Linked DNA regions of Homo sapiens: region 2 is linked to region 1. Evidence: read pairs that join two places in POLR2A ChIA-PET (ENCODE). Cell type or tissue: PC-9. All regions are shown on one strand. Links, peaks and the distances in the headings refer to the core of each region. The heading gives the core; the rest is flanking DNA. Region 1 holds the start of LOC124902456 (a long non-coding RNA gene). Region 2 overlaps ADK (adenosine kinase).

Region 1 (5,384 bases), core at 309-5,308:
ATTACAATATCTGCTTCACAGAGTTGCTGTGGGGATTAAATTAGATCACAAAATAATTAAAACAATGCCCTTCTTCCTTGTTCTTTAACATGTATTATTTAATTGTTCAACACTTTCCAAAAAGAAATCAACATAGAGTTTTCAAGGTTAGATTGGCTGCTAATAAATACTAAAAGTTCACTCAAGACCCCCAAGTCTATATCATTCCCAAAAGGTCTGACTCAACCCTTAAGGGGAAATAGTGTTGGCATAACTCTTACATTAAAATCTGCCATAGCTACATTCTCAAAATATTTCTGTTTGTTGTAGACCAAGAAGAAAGAGAATTCATCACACCAGCAGTTTCTCTCTCCATTCTGTTACCCTCAATAAATTTCATCCCATAAATATATCTTGTCAAGTAAATTGCAGTTAAGGATCAATGAACTACACTTTGACTAAAGTGCTCTGAATAAAGTTTCTAGGAAACACCTTATCCTTCCCCCTAAAAATTGACAGGAAAGATCATTATCCTTTTTTGTTATTGTTGAAGAGTTTTATGCTAGAAATTCAGAAGCTATACCCAGAGGGATCACTGAACAGACTAAAAGAGAAGTAGGTAATGAAAGAAATCATTTGTTTAATGGACAATGACAGAAAAGCACTAATCTAAACCCAAAATGATATCGGAGGAACTTAAGTTTGGAAGACTAAGTGATTAAACAAAGTTAAGGTATTAAACTATGTCAAGAAGGAGTACACTTCCCCTAATTTCCTCTCCTATATGGTTTCAGCTTAAGATATGTCACAAGAGAAATTTGCAAAAAATTTAGGGGATGCAATTGAAGCAGTAGCCATTACATTCCAAAGGCAGTCATTGGTTAGAGGCAGGAAGGACAGACACAAAGGTATGGGCAGAACTGTAATCTGTCCTTACTCATCCCCACTCTACCTTACGTCCACAACTACCAGGACCAAGCCTATCACCAGATTTTTCACTAAAGGCCCATAAAGGTGGTAGTTGCAAAGAGCCCACAACACACGAACCTCCTTCACAGTTTCCCTATTAACAGAACACGCAATTCATTAACCTACATCAAAAGGCAGTTTAGCGATTTTTCTCTCACATTTTAGGGACCTTAATATCCCCAGTTTTTCTCATGATTGAATAAGATTTAATTCCTGTAATAAATTTCTTAATATCATAGTGGCATTGAATTCTAACTAATACCCCAAGACTACAGCCTATGGCAAAACTCATACATAAACTAAGTTTCTTCTAATGCTAAGTCCAGGGCACCATATAGTGCTTCATAAGTAGAAGGTAGCAATTTAAATTAATTCTTTAAGGATTTTAAGATTTTACCACCAATAACACACATTTTTCATTCACCTATCGTTCATGAATATAAGACCATGTTTAATCACAAAATTATTCCTTATAGGCCAGACGCGGTGGCTTACGCCTGTAATCTCAGCACTTTGGGAGGGCAAGGCGGGTGGATCACGAGGTCAGGAGTTCGAGACTAGCCTCACCAACACAGTGAAACCCTGCCTCTACTAAAAATAGAAAAATCAGCCGGGTGTGGCGGCGTGCGCCTATAGTCCCAGCTACTTGGGAAGCTGAGGCAGGAGAATGGCGTGAACCCGGGAGGTGGAGCTTGCAGTGAGCTAAGATTGTGCCACTGCACTTCAGCCTGGGTGACAGAGCAAGACTCCGTCTCAAAAAAAAATTTTTTTTTTAAATCCTTATAATGAGTTACCTTCCTTGATGACAGTGTTAATTATTTTCTGTTTGTTTTTTTTTGGGGGGGGGGGGTGCGGGGGGGTTGTTTGTTTGTTTTTTGAGACGGGTTCTCACTCTATTGCCCAGGCTGGAGTGCAGTTGTGCAATCTTTGCTCACTGCAGCCTCAACTTCCTGGGCTCAAGCAATCCTCTCACCTCAGCCTCCTGAGTAGCTGGGACTGCAGGTGAGTGCCACCATGCCCAGCTAATTTTTTTTATACTTTTAGTAGAGACAGGGTTTCGCCACGTTGCCAAGGCTGGTTTCAAACTCCTGAGCTCAACTGATCTACCTGCCTCAGCCTCCCAAAATGCTGGGACTACAGGCGTGAGCTACCACACTCGGCCAATTATTTTCTTTTAAGCAACAAAATATTTAAGCAAATCTTTCCGAAGTTTTATAATCCAGGTATAAAAATTTCATAGAAGTTATGAGATCCTAGAATTTTACAGTAAGATCACAATTAAAAGTTCAGCAAAAGAGGTGAACTCAGATCTCAATTGGTTGAGAATCATTTGTAGATTATGTATAAGCCTGAAATGATCTCAATCAACTCTAGTTTTGGATCCTTACGGAAGTAACCTGACCACCTGACCATATCAGTAAAAGAAAAAAAAAAAGACAAACAAAAAAAAGCAGCAAAGAAATCTAACACAGATTTAGTACTTACTCCTGGAGATGCAGCCTTATAAGCACAAACGGTAACTCTTATTACAATGAACTATTTAAACCTTAGTTTAAAAAGCAATACAGTGAAAAGGTTACCTTACAAGTATTATGACTACATACAAAAATAAACTTTAAAAAAAACTTTTCTTGGCCAGGCATGGTGGCTCACACCTGTAATCCCAGCCCTTTGGGAGGCCAAGGCAGACATATCACTTGAGCCCAGGAGCTCAAGACCAGCCTGGACAACATGGCAAGACCCCATCTCAACAAAAAATACAAAAATTAGCCAGGTGTGGTGGTGCACAGTGGTAGTCCCAGATACTCAGGAGGCTGATGGGAGGATTGCTTAAGCCCACAAGGTCAAGGCTGCAGTGAGTCATGATCACGCCACTGCACTCCAACCTGGGCAACAGAGTTAGATCTTGTCTCAAAAAAAAAACAAAAAAAAAACTTTTCTTACATGAGAGGCATTTATAGCTCAGGATAAAATTTCCAGCGAAAATATCATACATAGAAAGAGGCTGATGTGTTCTAGAGAAAAGGGCTCCAATGATGACAAAGTTGCTAATGATGAAGATTCTGAATAAGACTGTTCAAAGAAATGGGAAGGAAAAAGAAAAAACTAATTCTATTTAATATGTGGTTGTAAAATGTATACATTTGACTTACTTCATGAGCACACCTAAGAGCTTTTGTATCAAGCTGACCAAATAGCTTTGTGTTGCATCCTCTCCTTAGAAGAATGTAAAGTGCCTTGTATTTGGAAGTAATTAATTCTTTTCAACTCACTCAATATTGGTTATAGGTCTGAAGTGATTTCCAAAACCAAAACACAATACTGTGAAACTGATTTAATTAACTAATGAGTTCTCTGTGATCCGTTACCAAGTCTTGCAATGGATATTAATCCCTTTAAAAAAAAAAATTACTGGCGGCCAGGCGCGGTGGCTCACGCCTATAATCCCAGCACTTTGGGAGGCTGAGGCAGGCGGATCACCTGAGGTCAGGAGTTTGAGACCAGCCTGACCAATATGGTGAAACCCTGTCTCTACTAAAAATATAAAAATTAGCCAGACGTGGTGGCAGGCACCTGTAGTCCCAGCTACTCAGGAGGCTGAGGCAGGGGAATCACTTGAACCTGGGAGGCGGAGATTGCAGTGAGCCAAGATCGCGCCACTGTACTCCAGCCTGGCAACAGAGTGAGACTCCGTCTCAAAAAAAAAAAAAAAAGTTACTGGCTGGGTGCAGTAGATCATGCCTGTAATCATAACACTTTGGGAGCAGAGGCAGGAGGACTGCTTGAGGTCAGGAGTTTGAGACCAACCTGAGCAACATAAGGAGACCTCATCTCTAAAAACAAGACTGTAGTGAGCCATGATCATGCAACTGTTTTCTAGCCTGGGTGACAAAGCGAGACCCTGTTTCAAAAAAAAAAAAAAGACTATATACTTAGAGAACTGCTTGGTGTGACAAAAACAGCACTTAAATGGGACTCAGGAGACTTGGTTTCTGGTCTAGTACTGTCCTTAAGTAGCAATGTAAACTATAGCAAGTCATTTTATCAATGTTACTCTCACCTTATTCATGATAAAATACGGATATTGGTTCAAGGGTTCATTTCTAGAATCAAAATACTATAATTTTAAAGATACAAAAAAAACCGGGCCCTGAGAATAGGATCATAAAAATGTTTATGATATTTTTAAAACTGTACCTTATTTATGAACACTAAAAAAAAATAAGCATTTAACCTTGCTGTCGGTCCTAGCTTATTTCAATTTTGACTTTTTGCTTCACAGGATTTTTTTCTATTAGCTTTACAGATATCCAGTTCTTAGCTCATTCTTACCAAAAAAAAAAAAAAAAAAGATTCTTTTAACAGGGTCTCATTCTGTCACCCAGGCTGGAGCACAGTGGCACGGATCATAGCTCACTGCAGCCTGGACCTCCTGGTCTCAAGCAATCCTCCCACCTCAGTCTCCCAAGTAGCTGGGACTACAGGCAGGCACCACCACATCCGGCTACTTTTGTTAACTTTTTGTAGAGACAAGAGTCTCACTATATTGTCCAGGCTGGTCTCCAACTCGTAGACTCAAGCAATCCTCCTGCCTCAGCCTCCCAAAGTGCTGGGATTATAGGCACAAGCCCAGTCTATGATCTTGATGATTTCAAAGAACTGCTAAGTCACAGCATTAACAATTAATTTAAGAGCATACCAGACCGGGCGCGGTGGCTCACGCCCGTAATCCCAGCACTTTGGGAGGCCAAGACGGGCAGATCACGAGGTCAGGAGATCAAGACCATCCTGGCTAACACGGCAAAACCCTTTCTCTACTAGGAATACAAAAAATTAGCCGGGCGTGGTGGTGGGCGCCTGTAGTCCCAGCTACTCTGGAGGCTGAGGCAGGAGAATGGCGTGAACCCAGGAGGCGGAGCTTGCAGTGAGCCGAGATCACGCCACTGCACTCCAGCCTGGGCGACAGAGCGAGACTCCATCTCACCAAAAAAAAAAAAAAAAAAAAAGCATACCAGATGTTATTGTCTCTAACTTCCCTGACATATCCCTACACATTCCATTTAAATACTTATAACTTTCCTGCTGGTTTGGAAATTGACCTATTCACTAAGAAATTACATTTTTACACTGCACCAAAGATCATATCCTGAGCACGTCCTAATACCCTTGAAGGTTCATGCCTATTGCATAATTTATTTATTTTCTTCCATCTCATCATAATCGTAAATTGGCAAGCATTTAAATATCACAATATAATTAACTTTTATAAGACAACATTTAAAAATTTAAGGGGTTATTCTGACAAAATAATTTAATTTTTGACATTAAAAAATCATAATGGAATTCATTCACTATCAGAAGGGAAAATACACTTCATATTTAGAACAGTATACACTGCTTACAAAAGTTCACTGTTTACCTTGGTAGCTATCTTA
Region 2 (5,384 bases), core at 328-5,327, 270 kb before region 1:
AAGAGGAGAAGTAACTTCTGCTGACAAAGAAGTACCTTGTCAGTAAGGAACTGTCTTTTAAATTTCTTTAGATATTGAACAATGCCCCGGGTCACCCACACCAGGAGTTCAACAACAAAGGTGTCAAAGTGGTCTACTTGCCATCAAACACAATATCTCTAATTCAGATCTAGATTAGGGGGTCATAAGGACCTTTAAAGATCATTACACATGGTAATCTATAGAAAAGATTGTCAATGCTATGGAAGTAGACCTCAACTTAGAGAACACCAAGGATATCTGAAAGAATCAAATCATGGAAAACGCCATTGTTACAAAAGTAGCCATGAAAGCCATCAAGCCCAAAAAAATAAATTGATGCTAGAGAAAAACTGTGTCCAATGGTGTATATGACTTCATAGGATTTACAACAGAGTCAATCAAGGATATCATAAAAGAGACTGTGGATATGGCAAAAAAAAAAAAAAAAAAGTGGGGGGAAGTTGAAGAGTTTCAAGATACGGATCTTGGAGTAATTCAAGAGCTAACAGACACCATATCACAGGAATTAACAGAAGATGACTTGATGGAGATGAGTGCTTCCAAATCAGTGCCAGATGATGAGAAAGAAGATGTAGAATAAGTAGTGCCAGAAACAAATTCATATTAGACCATATAACAGAATGATTCCAGTTATTCAAAAGACTGCTTTTGACTTCTTTTACAACATGGACCCTTCTATGATATGGGCACTGAACCAAAAGCAAAAGGTGGAAGGATAGGTGCCATATAGAAACATTTTTAGAGTAACATTTTTAGGGAAATGAAAAATAAGACAGAAATTACAACGTATTTCTGTAAAGTTACACTGAGTATGCCTACCTCTTCTGCCATCCTTTCCACCTCCTTCATCATTTCCACCCCTGCTACCCCTGAGACAGGAAGACCAGCTCTTCCCCACCCTCCTCTTCAGCCTGCTCAGTGTGAAGACTACTAGGATGAAGATGTTTATGATGATCCACCTCCACTTAATGAACAATAAATGTATTAGTCCGTTTTCACACTCCTATAAAGAACTGCCCAAGACTGACTAATTTATAAAGAAAAGAGGTTTAATTGACTCACAGTTCTGCATGGCTGGGGAGGCCTCAGGAAACACAATCATGGCAGAAGGGGAAGCAGGCATGTCATACATGGCAGCAGGCGAGAGAGGGCACATGAGAGAGGAACTGTCAAACACTTATAAAACTAACAGGTTCCACGAGAACTCACTATCACAAGAACAGCATGGGGGAAATGGCCCCCATGATCTAATGACCTCCTAACAGGTCCCTCCCTTAACATGTGGAGATTATGGGGATTAAAATTCGAGATGAGATTTGAGTGGGGAAGCAGAGCCAAACCATATCAATGAATATATTTTCCTTATGATTTTCTTTTCTCTAGCTTACTGTGTTACAAAAATACACTGTATAATACATATAATATACAAAATACATGTTCATCAATGATTAATGTTACAGGTAAGGCTTCTGGTCAACAGTAGGCTCTTAGTAAAGTTTCTGGGGAGTCAAAAGTTATACATGGATTTTCAACTACCCGGGGGAGGGGAGTGCCTCTAACCCCCGGCACTGTTCAAGGGTTAACTGTATTTACTAAATGAATATGTATGCTTATGGAATACTGCACACTCTTCAAGCCTTGTATTCCAAGTGGATACTGCTACCTTCATTTCCCATTCTGCATTGATTTTTCAGGAGGTACATATTAAAAAAAAAACAACAACAGTAATTATTTTTTAAAAAGACATCATCCAAAAGGAATGTAGCAAAATTTAATTTTGAAACCGATATAAAATATCCTGTAGCACTCTTGTGAGTCTGCTGCAGTACCCTGGGGTGTCAGTGCACAGTTTCGGAACTGTGGCTCTACTTGAATTAAACACCTTGAGATAAGTCTTTTTATTTGAGAGAGCTAAAGCCCTTCTTGAGCATGGTTCAGAGTACTTGGAAAATGGAAGTACTTTATTCTGTATGAGGTAGCGTAAGTAAATCTGTGTATCAGGGTGGGATTCTGGAGAGCAAAGTAAGAGGATTTTATAAAGAGATGGACCCTGACAAGATGATGGCAGCTGGGTGCCCTGGAGATAAAATATGGCGAGTAAAAAATTGCCTGTGCCTGGGATGAGTGAACAACTTCAGTAATGCTGATAACTAGTAATCAGTTTTGTTTCTTATCCTATGTAGTGTTATAATCCTTCTCCATCAACTTAAACCTTCCACAAAAATTAGCTCTTTACTTCCCTAATATGTGTATAAATAATAATTTTTCTGCCCAATGAAGTTTTAATCTTTAAACTATTATCTCTTTGTCTCAAAATGCAGTGTCTAAGGTCCTATCAATTTTAATTATACAGCAACTCCTGGAACTATGTCATCCTTCCTATTAATATAACTTTAGTTGATAACTCTCATTACTTTGTAAACCCTACTGCAACACTTTCCTGCTCTGGCAAAGCTCCTTTGTTCAAAAAACCTTAAATGACTCATTTCCTAAACAATAGTAGCTCAAGTTCCTGAAGTGGCATTAAAAATCCTCTAAATCTGACAGTAATCTATCTTTCCTATATAATCTCTGATGACTCACATCCACAAAACTCTTACTTTGACCATATGGAGTTTCTAGCTAGCCTAAGTATAAATCCTGTACCTTTCTATATCCTTTCCTTTGCTGGTGATATTTATTCACTCTGTAGAATCTGCTCTTCCTTTTCTACTTGGTCAACTAAAGCAAGGACTGGCAAGTGTTTTCTGTAAAATGCCCCAATAAATATTTTAGGTTTGCAGGCCACATGGTATCTGTTGCAACCACTCAACTCTGCTATTGTAGCGTATGGCTCATAGGCCATACTTTGTTGACCTCTGAACTAAAAGGAAAGAAGAAAATACATACTAAGTAGAAATGAAAACAACAACCCAGATAAAAATAACATTGGAGATAAATATTAATAGAAAATCCATTTAGTGTGGTAATGAGAGTGTAGCTTCCTCTTAGTAACGAACTACATAAAGAAATTGAAAACTAAGGCAGATTTAGAGAGAAAGAAACGATATAATTACATTTCCTAAAGTTTTCCCTTAAAATGAGGACATCTGACTATTTTCTGAGGCTAGCACTAAATCAATACAAGTCCTTTACATTTGAGTATAACACCCAATTTCCAGGGGGTAATACATTATCTTGCTTTAATTGCTGCTGCTTTCTATCTCTAACTCCCAACCTGACTCAAATGTTTCTCCCTAGATGCCTCTGAGAATAGTTTCGTTGAAAACAGATCTTCTAGCTTCATCACAAGACAAGGTCATTTATATAATTTTTTTACAATGTGAGTGCTTTCGTCTATTGAAAGAAACAAAAAATTATCAAGTGGTAGAATGTGCTAATAATTATGCAAAAATTATTTTGAAATTTTTTTTAATTTAAAAAAGTGAATTGCAATCATAGAAGGTTGCAGTTCATAAGCCAGGCCAATGTAGACTACATTTAAAATATAGGTGCCTTCTGTGATTGTGAAAGTGCTGCAGGGAATAAACCTCTTCTAATTTAAACTATGGCTTGCTTTTTGGCAAATTACTGCAATAAACACTCTCTATGTCTACATTTCTTATATGTGGCACAAAGGAAGCTATGCTTCTTTTTGTATTTACTTTTATGTTAGTTTACTTTTAAACTAACACTTGTAGTATGTTCCCAGAAAAAAATTTAAAAAAAATAGCAATTGATAATAAAGCAGCATGCAGTAGTTTAAAAAGAAATCACTGGGCTAAAAATCCAGATACTCAAATTCTGGCCTGGGTTTGGACTAGCTACTAGGCAATCTTAGTGATATATAGTATTTAATCTTGATGAGTTTTAGTTTTTTCATTTGTGAAAAACAGGAGATTGGGTTGGATGACCTTGAGAAACACCTTCATTTCAAAAATTCTAGAATTCAGTTAAGTCTTAAATCAACTGATTTCTTTAAAAAATTGAGGTAAAATTCACATAAAATTATATTCACAGTGTTGTGCAACCATGACCTCTATCTACTTCTCAACATTTTTAGCACCCCAAGAAGAAACCCTATCTTCCCATTAAAAAGTTATTCCCCATTCCTCACTCCCCACAAGTCCCTGGCAACTACCAATCTGCTTTTGTTTCTGTGGATTTACCTATTATGGATACTTCATATAAATGGAATCATACAATATGTGATCCTTTATGTCTGGCTTCGTCCATTTTCTTGATATTGAGGTTCACTCACATTCTATCATGCATCAGTACTTTATTCTTTTTTATGAACGAATGATATTCCATTGTATGGATCTATCACAATGTATCTTCCTGCTTGTGGACATTTGGGTTGTTTCCATAACAATTTTTTTGCATAATATTTTCAGAAGCCATAAATAACATAAAAACATGTACACATCAAAGGTGCACTTTTAAAAAAGATTTAAAGGGATATTCTGAATAGGGAGTCCCTTTTATCCAGAAATTGACAAATCTTGGTGAGCCAGAAATGAAACTAATTGTAACTTCTGATTCATGAAACTAATAATTGAGGTTTTAGTGGAAATTTTATAAACACGAAATTTTATATATGATGAAGAAGTTTAAGAAATACATGGATCAGGCTCTGAAAGAGAAGCAGAGAATACAAGTGATCTTGAAGTACCTAATTGAAGATGATTCTTCTTTTTGGCCATATTTTATCATAAAGTGATTTTAACTGTTTTAACTTAACAGAACACAAAACAGTGATTTTTCTCCAGTTACTACCAGACACAGTTGTTTTAAATCTGAGTTAAAAATGGCAAAAATGCAATGATTTTTTTCTGTGTAATTGTTTTGGCTCTCTGAAGTTTGCATTGTTTATTTCTATGAAAGTATCACTTTATAAGTGGAAAATGACTAAGCTGAAAGCTATTGTTTATATCCTTCAGAGTGGTCAGTGTTTCTGTTTTTGATAAAAGCTAAATGTGAAATCATTTTCTGTAACATAGGAAAGAGCCAAACTGTCAGTAAATGCACTTATATTGACCCTGACATTTTCTTCTTAGGTGCTGCCAACATGTCAAAAGGAAAGGATTGCTTTCAGACATCAATAATTTCTTTATTGCTGAAGCAAATCCTGATTGCTGCAGGATTAATATCTATCCATTTGCACCAGTAGCACAAGAAGTCAAAAAGGGATAGATAGCCCTTGACACTAGATAGCAAACATTTCAAACCAGTTTCTCACTTGCTCCATGACATCGGAATATGTCACTTAAATGTTATTTTTCAAAAACCATATATTACTCAGACATTGTTTTCTGAGCTTTATGAAGTTATATGATTTGATGTAATTTTTAAAATAAGAA

What was found. ChIA-PET counts read pairs that join two places held together with the same protein. Peaks named below come from ENCODE experiments on the same cell type or tissue, not always from the same donor. Only the 100,000 strongest peaks of a DNase experiment are listed, where the experiment ranks them.
Region 2: POLR2A ChIA-PET joins it to region 1 with 11 read pairs; 2 of 35 experiments call an interaction of 5 or more read pairs at or near these places.

The regions. Positions count from the first base shown.
Region 1 is chr10:74,228,963-74,234,346 of GRCh38, reverse strand. All of the region lies in intron 3 of ADK (adenosine kinase), which reads right to left. It overlaps LOC124902456 (a long non-coding RNA gene), which reads right to left and starts at 4,281. Exons shown (of 2, transcript XR_007062198.1): 1 at 1-4,281. In PC-9, for the core only: no CTCF peak of the experiment used is centred there; a DNase peak (open chromatin) is centred at 2,796; H3K27ac peaks cover 2,938 bases.
Region 2 is chr10:74,500,605-74,505,988 of GRCh38, reverse strand. The region is part of intron 6 of ADK (adenosine kinase); the gene reads right to left. Among named protein-coding and RNA genes, the nearest start is that of ADK-AS1, 26 kb to the left of the region's middle. In PC-9, for the core only: no CTCF peak of the experiment used is centred there; a DNase peak (open chromatin) is centred at 2,578; H3K27ac peaks cover 1,450 bases.